2 separate regions of the Homo sapiens genome follow, and region 1 is linked to region 2. The links are chromatin contacts, found by Hi-C in ENCODE. All regions are on one chromosome and are shown on one strand. The core of a region is the stretch at or near the end of the contact, and the rest is flanking DNA. Distances in the headings are between cores, read along the strand shown.

Region 1 (4,500 bases), core at 1,791-4,290, 68 kb after region 2:
TTCCCTCACACAAGGCTTTTGTTTAAACATTTCTTGAACGAACCAGCCTGTCAGGTCTGATTCTGTGGGAGAACATATTTGTAAGACAAAGCAATGTTGTGGCCTACCAGGAGGCCTATGACTCGCACGGTGAATTATTCACTCCTCTGCCTTGCTGGACAGGTCAGGTCACTGGTGTTCACAGCGGGGAGCAAGACATTATTCATTACCAGGCTTGGTTTGTTGTCTTCAGTGATCCCCTTCCCCCAGTGATCCCCTGTCAGGTTTTAACAAGCCATCACATTCTTTTAAACTTCCCCTGGGCAGCAGAGGTCTCCCCTACCCCCTTTTTTCTTTTTTTCACTTGCAGAAGGTACAGTAATAGGTAGAAAGCTGGAGTGGTTGTAAATTGCAGCAGTTAATGTCAAATTGATGGAGCAGTGATCAAACGAAGTTCATAACCACACGATGCAACCTGAGAGTGGAATTCTCTCTCAGACATTTCTAATGACTGGGCTATACAATCATAAACGTGAAGACCTTTTCTGGGAGGGGCAATAGAAAGAATTCATGTGGGTGACCACAACCATGAACGAGGATGACACTGGACGTCAGTTTTGGAGAGAGCTCTGATGGTTTGGGACAACGGTACCTGAGTAAGAGCCTCAGCTCTGGGACATCTTCAAGAATTAGGATTTTTCCCAGCTCCTCCACTGGTTTTCTACCCTTGATTGCAGGGATAAGAGAGGAAAAGTTTGCTTGTCTAGAAAAGCCACAGTGGCAAATTGCTGAGCTGTCTGCCTAGCTCTAGCATCCAGCACAGTCCATTCACAAAACAGAATGAGAGACAATGTCACACAATTAACAGTGACACATTTAAAAACCAATTACGCTAGACGCTACGCAGCTGACTTCCAGCTGTCTGTTCAGCTGCAGGCAGCAGGAGGAAAAGTGATTTGATGCAGGAAAACTTTACGCTAAAAAGAATCGGAGAGTAATATCCAATATATCCCATTGTTGCCTGCATATAGAAGGGAAGGGCAGGTCTGCTCACTTTTACTTTATTATATTTCTCCCCTCTGTTGGATGTAAAAGGTATAGTGTCCTAGGGTTAACATATTCAGAATGATTTAGTTGCAGAAAAAGAGGAAATTGCAACTTGATGGCAAGAGTAACGAAATGAAATGAATGACAAAGTCCCCTAAAATAACTATCAGGGTCTCCTCCCTCCACAGTGGAGGAGCCCCTCTCTGTCTCATGCTTCTCTGACATGGTCTGCACATGCTGCTGGTTGGGTGTGAAGTTAGTATCCTAGGCAGAAGAGTGAATTGACAACTTTATATGTTTTCAAGTTGTTTAAAGTATAAACCACTTTAGCGATGGATCTTGGAATGGTTGAAATTGTGGTTTGTGAAATAAGCACTTAATTTAAGATTGGAAATACCCACAGGAATAACTGAGCCTATAAAATATGAAAATTCACATCAACCTGTAATGATAAACATATATGAAGTACACAACCTGTAAAGATAAGAGTATATCACATCAACCTGTAATGATAAAAGTATATGAAGTACACAAAAGCATGACTTGAGTTTACAAGACTTGTCCAGAGAGCACAGAAAATCACGTGCTACTGGGTAATTCAGACAAATAGCTTTGGCTTGCCCTTAATTACCTAAACAATTCAGGACTGAGCTGGGCCATTTTTAACTGAATATAATTAGGGTGGTTCCCTTTGGTTGTGTGGACCTGGGTATATAATATGTTGTATTTCAATTCCTATAATTTACAGGCATATGAGCAGGCTAAATATTGTAAAGCAGGATATGGTTCCTGGAGGATGCCAGCATCCACCCACTAATTGACCTGCTAAGAACCAGCAGCAACATGCTCTCCAGTTGTGGTCTGGAGGCTGAATTACAATAAATACCCACATGAGTGTCTTATTTAGATTTGTCCGATTAAAAAAACTCATGTACAAAGCTGATGAGACCTATGTTAGTTGCAGGTTAATACTTGCTGATTTCTTGCCGTCAACTCTCCAGTAAACAAGAACGAAGGCATGGCCAGGCGCTCTCTGTTGCTGCCAGGAAGGGAGGCTTTGAGAAGCCAGCTGCAGGGCAGGGGCATGGCCAGGAGCATTGGTCTTGGAGCCAGATAATTTGGGTTGCACTCTTTGTTTGGATACTTCTCTTCCTTTGACCCTTCGTCACTTATGGAAGCTAGACCACAGTTTTCTCATCTGCAAAATAGAGGCAATGATGTGGTTCTCACAGATGGTTGTGAGATACAAGGCGGCAAGGTTTGAGACTGCTCCTTATAATTAAGTCGTTGGCATAGAGGAAAAGACTGGTGTTTGCAATCCCTTTACTAGGCAGCATCTTGGTGGGAATTCTGAGAAAGGACCCAGTGAGCCTATGGCCAGTCTCCTCCAACTTGGGATGGTGTCTAGATTCCAAACAAAGAGCCAGTGGGCAGCAGAAAAGCAAAGCACTGGTTTCTGACTGAGGGGCCATTGGGCCCCCCGTGGGAGACAGATCTTTAATAATGTTTTTAATGACAGTTCCTTTCCAATGTGGGGGAAGTCTGTACTGAGAGAAACTCGATGCCTCTGGCCTCGGGCGGCAGAATTACCATGTATCTTTTAATCTCAAGGAATAAGGAGCTTTAGTTCACAACAACCCTGTGCATCTTGTCTAGGCCTCCTGCTACACTGTGTTCAGGTAATCACATCAAATGGAGAAATCAGATAGTTTCTGGCTGATTCAAAATGTCCTGGCTGAGAGGCAGAGGAGATGTCAACAGAGATTTCAGGCTCATGGAAAAACGCTCAGGTCCAGCTTCATCTGCTTGTTCCATTCTAATCAGAGAGGTCCTCTGTGGGTCGTAAGACAAGAAACTAGGGGTTTAAAGGTCCCTCAGGAACCAGGGACCAAAATCTGGATCTGAGGAGCAAAATGCTTAAACAAGCTCTGTCTGAGGAGTGAAGGTTAAATGACCCCAGGAATGGGCCAGCTCTTTCTTAAGCAACTTCCTTGGTTTGGGGCCAGAAGGCCTGATGCCCAGTGTCTGTGAATGCACAGGATTGCAGGCGGAGTGCAGCACTTGAGCACCTTCTGTGCTTTTCAGCTCAGCCTTGGAGCAGTTTTATTCCATAAATATTATTATATTTTATATTATATATCATATATAAGTGTATTATAAAAGGCAAAATTGTGACCTGTTGGGTCTTGGACTCAGAACCCATGCTATGGAAAAAGGGACTTCACCCAGTAATAAAATGCTTTGGGATTAGTCCCATCAAAAAGATAAAAATCTTAAATTGCAAGCATCATAAGAGATCTAACTTTATTTAATCGTGGACACGTTTCCTGCTCTAACTTTTTAAAGATGGTCTGCATTTGAAAAGAATTAGGACAATCCTGTATCTTTGATCAACTTGAAAGTCTCTTTAGGGGAAGATATTTAACACTCTGGTTTTTAAACAGAAATCTAAATATGCATCAGCTAATAGTTTCCTACATTAAGCAGTATCAACTTTGCCATTTCATGACATCCAAATGAATAGGAGACCTGTTTTATGCTTAAAAGTGACTATCTGTGAACTAAACACACTTGACTGAGAGGTTTTTATGTGTCATTATTTTTGACACAGCTTGTCATTAGTTTTAACTTTGACCTGATTGCAATGAGGAATTTGGTTGTGCAAGCTTGCCTATTGTTTATCTATACTCAGACTTAATTATTGCTTCCCAGGTCAGTCATCACCATTTTAAGTGGAAAGAAATGGCTTTAACCCTTGGGATGATTCCCACAGAGTTTATTTTGTGTACTTGGATCATGAGGTCAGATGCATAGAAAAAGTGGTCACAGTACTCCTGGGGTGGGGGTGGGGTGAAGTGCAGTCCAGCTACTTGGTGGAGGAGAAAAGTGCGAGGCTTTCTCTCTTGTAGAATCACCTTAGTGGAGATGCGTGAGTCAAAAACTAAGGGGCAGAAGAACGGCCATTGTATGGTGTCTCAGAAGAGTCCTTCTTTCCGTTTCCCCACTATAAAGCTTTTTTTTTTTTTTTTTTTAATTTTCACCATTAAATTCCTTACAGTGGGAGGCACTATTGATACGATGGGCAGGGTAATTTTTCTCTTGTGTCTAATTCCTGGCTATTGCAGGATGTTTAGCATCTCTGACTTTCTTCCCCCAATTATTTTGGCAACAACAATGTCTCCAGAATGTTCAAAATTTACTAAACACATTAACCTGGTTAGTAGAGAACAAAGCATGACTCAGATGAGAAGGCCAGAGAAATTTTCTTGGGAAAAGAGAAGAGAGGGAAGCTTCAGATTCTGCTATAGATCATGTCAAGTGGTAGAGGTGCTAAAAATTTCTGTGGAGGAGCACCAGCAATGAACCTTGCCTACTAGAATTTAGCTGAATGTGTCCCTTGTTAGGTGGGGAGGGGGGAAGGAATAACATTTCTTGAGTAACTACTATGTGCCAGCAATTTGTAGTAATTATCCA
Region 2 (4,432 bases), core at 753-3,252:
CAGCTCTCCTCTGTCCCGGGCAACCAGTGATCTGTTTTCTGTTCCTGTGGCATTGCCTTTTCTAAAATGTCATAGGAACACAATAACACATATAGCTTTTTGATTCTGACTTCTTTCACTTAGCATAATATATTTAAGATTTATCCATTTAGTATGTATACCAGTAGTCTGTTCTATTACCGAGTGGTAGTCCATGGCATGGATATACCACAGGCTTTTAATCCATTCAACAATCAAAGGACATTTGGTTTACTTTCACTTTTTGGTAATTTCACTTTTTGGTAATAGAAAGCTGCTATGAACATTCAGGTACAGGCTTTTTACGAATATAACTTTTTCATTCCCCTTGGGTAAATGTCTAGGAGTACAATTACTGGGTCACTGGAGAGTATATGTTTAACTTTGTAAGAATCTGCCAAACTGTTTTCCAAAGGTACTTGTACCCTTTTCCAATCCTATTAGCAACATATGAGAGTTCCAGTTACTCTGTATCCTTGTCAGCACTTGATATTGTCAGTTAAAAAAAATGGAGCCATTTTCATAGATATGAAATGATAATCTCACTGTGGTTTTACTTTTTTTTTTTTTTTGGCCAAATGACTAGTGATATTGAAAACGTTTCGTGTGTGTGTGTGTGTGTGTGTGTGTGTGTGTGTGTGTGTGTTTTGCCATCCATATATCTTTGTTGGTGAAGTGTGTGTTGAAATCTATTGCCCAGTTTTATTTTTCCTTATTGTTGAGTTTTGAGAGTTCTTTATATATTCAGCATACAAGTCCCTTATATGTATTTTACAAATATTTCCTTCCAGTCTGTGGTTTATCTTTTTATTCTCTCAACAGTGTCTTGTAGAAGCTTTTCATGTTGATAAGTCCAGTTTATACTTTTTTCTTTTGTGGTCCAGCTTTTGGTATATTTTCTTTTTTGTTTGTTTTTTGAGATGGAGTCTCACTCTGTCACCCAGGCTCACTACAACCTCTGGGTATATTTTCTAAAATCTTCACCTAAGCAAGGCTGTAAATATTTTCTTCTAAATTTTCTTTTGGAAATCTGTGTATAGTTTAGGTTTTTCATTTAGGTCTGTGATCCATTTTGAGTTAATTTATGGATAAGGTGAAAGGTATGGGTCGAAGTTCACTTCTTTTCACTTAAGGTTGTGTCTCAGAAAGCCAGCAACAATGTTGAGAAGGGATTGGAGAGACAAGAAAGTTGAATGTTTCTTAATTTATCTCTTGTTCTAGGACTTTGCGCATCAGTAGATAAATGGAAAAATCATTCCCAACACAGGGATTGCTGGCATTTATGAATCAATTACATTGATTTGGCCAATATGAATGGTAAAATATTTAAAAAATACATAATAATTAGCCTGTTGGACGTATGACTTAGTGATTTGGCTGTATAGATATAGCTTGAACCCTTCTTTTGATCCAAATTTACTCCCTTATTTATCACTTGAGAGTTATAAGGAATTTAAAAGGAAGAATGTTTTATCTTTTATGTTCTATGATTGTACATCTGAGTAAGACAATTGCTATTATGCTTTGCTAATACTCCTGGTGGTGTCATGATATAAGGGAAGATGAATTTACTTTGACTAATGTATAAGAAAAAAAATCTGTTTTAAGAAAATCGAGGTGTTGGCTTATGAAAGATGAAATTCCAGAGACTCCTCATTTATGTTTTAGACAACAAAAATAATACATAAGCAAATGGAAGAGAGGCAGGAGAATAGGGTCTGGAGTCAGGGAACCTAAGGCCATTTCACACTGACTTCCTAGAACTAAATTGAATGGAAAACCCTAACTTTGCACATCTAAGTAACAAAAGGACCAGGGGCTACTCCCTTTGCAAACCCCCACGTTTTCTGCATGGCAGATGGGAAATTGAAAGTACTTCTGATTGGTTGCTTTTTGCATAGGAGTGTAACTTTGTAACGTCAGCCTCTGATTGGTTGCAGATAGCAACCAATCAGACTGATCGCCAGCAAAGTCTTTGTTTGCATAGACGTTCAACTTTGTAACTTCACCTTAGTCTCTGAGGGCCACAGCTTCATTTACATGAGGTGAACACAAAGTGGCCAATGGGAAATCTCTAGGGGGTATTTGGACCTGAGAAGATTCTATATCCAGGCCCTTGAGCTGCTGCCGCTGCCGGCTCCCACACTGTGGAGTGTACTTTCACTTTCAATAAGTCTCTGCTTTTGTTGTATCATTCTTTCCTTGCTTTGCTGTGTGTTTTGTCCAATTCTTTGTTCAAAATGCCAAGAACCTGGCCAACTTGGAGTCAAGACCCTCTACCGGTAACAGAACTACTTCTTCCGCCCATTCTACAACTTCATTTTTAATGAATAATCTATGCTATTCTTGAATTTCTTTAAATTAAATTAATTCATTTAAACTATCAAGTGGAAAGTAGAGAGTAGGGGTTTAGGCTGTGGAATCCAAATACTCAGGTTCAAATCCTAGTGTCTCTAACTGCATGACGGGAAAGCTCCTTAAATGCTGTGATCTCATTTCCTCCTCTATAAAGTGTGAAAGATGATATTTATACATATGGCTCTTGTGAAAATTAATTGAAATAGTGCTTTAAATGCTTAACTAAGACTGATAAGTAGTATGTGATCAATAAATATCAGCTATTTTTAGTAAAATTGAGAGCTTCCTTTAAGCTATTCTATGCATTGTGAAAGGATATAACCATGGAACAATACAGGGCTTCCTTCCTCAGGGAGTTTGCAATTTGCAACTCATTTAGGGATGCAGATGTGTAAAGAATGACCACTTAAAATTCAACCAGAGGCTGCTCTGCCTATGGAGTGGCCATTCTTTATTACTTTCCTAATAAGCCTGATTTCACTTAAAAACCAGAATGAAATAAGTGTTGTATTATATTTGTTAGGTGAGGTTAGAGTGATTATCAACCCCTGGGTGGATTAGAGGATGTTTCAGCCAAGGACAGTGTTTGATTTGGACCTTGGAGGAGGAGTAGCGGTCTCATAAATGGAGAAGCAGAAGAGAATGACTCACACATTGGTCCAGAAAGGATTTGGAGAAGAATTCTCTTGAGCTGAAGAAGGAAGGATAGGGGGTGGTGGGAAAGAAGTGATAGAAAAAGCAAGTAAAGAACAGATTTTAAAGGGACCAGAATGCCAAGAGGAGAGGTTGGGCTTGGGCTTTTCTTATTCACCATATTTTATACCTTTTTCATATTAGTTCTTGGAAAAAGCCAGCCTGGAAGACTACTCATGAAAGGTTTTCTCTTCCTTTTAAAAAAAATATAAAACAAAAAACAAAAACCACCCTTGTAAATCATTAATGGCCCATTTTAAAAAGGAGATTACAGCCTGGGAGTTACTATTTTTCTGTTAGAGAAATAAAAAGGAATATGTTGAATTATATGAAATATGAATTGGCCTCTGTGCTCCAGTACCTATCTGGGACAGATTTATAAATACTGAAATGATATAAATGATGGTTATTCAACCCATTTAACATTAGAGAACTTTTAATGGCAAAGCAAGGACACTGAAAGAAAAGTTTTAGGGAAAAATAGTGGTAGTCTGGAAATCTAAAAGTTATTCTTTATTCTTCCATATTGATTTACATCTATTTAGAACTTGAAGATTTTTAGTGTTATGCCTACTCTGCCAATTCTTGGAACATTTGCGGAACTGAGAATTTACTTCTTCGTTTATTACTTCCTAACTACATTTTAAAGGTAATAGTGAAATCTTAAATTATTCGTTCTCTTTTCATTGGGCAATGTCATTGAGGTAGAACTAATATTCAGAGAATTAATTTCCAAGATTTTTAATTCTGAAAATGATACAGATTATTTTTCTCAAGTTTAATCTGATGTCTCCTACAATAATACTGGGGAGTCGTGCTGGGAACAGAAGATAAGAAATCATTCATATTCTAGATTAGACAAGCTATACTTTAATTAACAGGCTGCAGTTGGAAAAATGACTCCAAGAATTAAATGTGAAAACCAGCTATTTCAGTGTTCCAAGAATATTTAATCCTCTTAGAAGAGTTTATCTATGTCACAATTGGGAATGATTTAAATTGTCTGTGGCATCTTTACGTTATTATTGAAAATGGAAAAAAAGAAAAATGCCCACCCTCACAGGCTTTTTGCGGCAAAGTTTGGGGGGCACCCACAATTTTAACTTCAGCATTGACAGAGTCCCTCCCCATCTTAGTTGGCGTTGGCTTTCAGGGTTTCTACCAAGGCATCTCTTCAGGCTCACTCTCTAAAAAGATGTTCTTGTTTCATCAGAGCTAACCTAGTTAGTGTCCCATTTCCACAGGACTCTGATAAATGCTAGAATTTCTGCTAAAATAATTTCAGAGTCTAGTGTTTATCCATTTGTTAATTCATTTGGTATTTATTGGTTGTTATTAGATAAACCTATTTTCACTTGAAAGG

What was found. Hi-C counts contacts between places; a loop is a spot of excess contacts on that map. Pooled maps may share reads with other maps.
Region 1: a loop to region 2 is called in a map with no recorded cell type, with 1.9 times the contacts of the local background. The contact joins the enhancer-like site here to the promoter of LINC02450 in region 2. A Hi-C loop is called at or near these places in 1 of 168 maps with a recorded cell type or tissue (sigmoid colon), 1 of 37 single-sample maps with no recorded cell type and 1 of 50 pooled maps.

What each region holds. Positions count from the first base shown.
Region 1 is chr12:42,757,056-42,761,555 of GRCh38, forward strand. No RefSeq gene overlaps it. Among named protein-coding and RNA genes, the nearest start is that of LINC02450, 67 kb to the left of the region's middle. RefSeq lists an enhancer at 1-311. Within about 2 kb of position 3,041, at least 6 of the 41 ENCODE cell types and tissues checked have a DNase peak (open chromatin) inside an H3K27ac peak, as active enhancers do.
Region 2 is chr12:42,690,214-42,694,645 of GRCh38, forward strand. LINC02450 (long intergenic non-protein coding RNA 2450) reads left to right here and starts at 2,003. Exons shown (of 4, transcript NR_135028.1): 1 at 2,003-2,063; 2 at 3,615-3,718.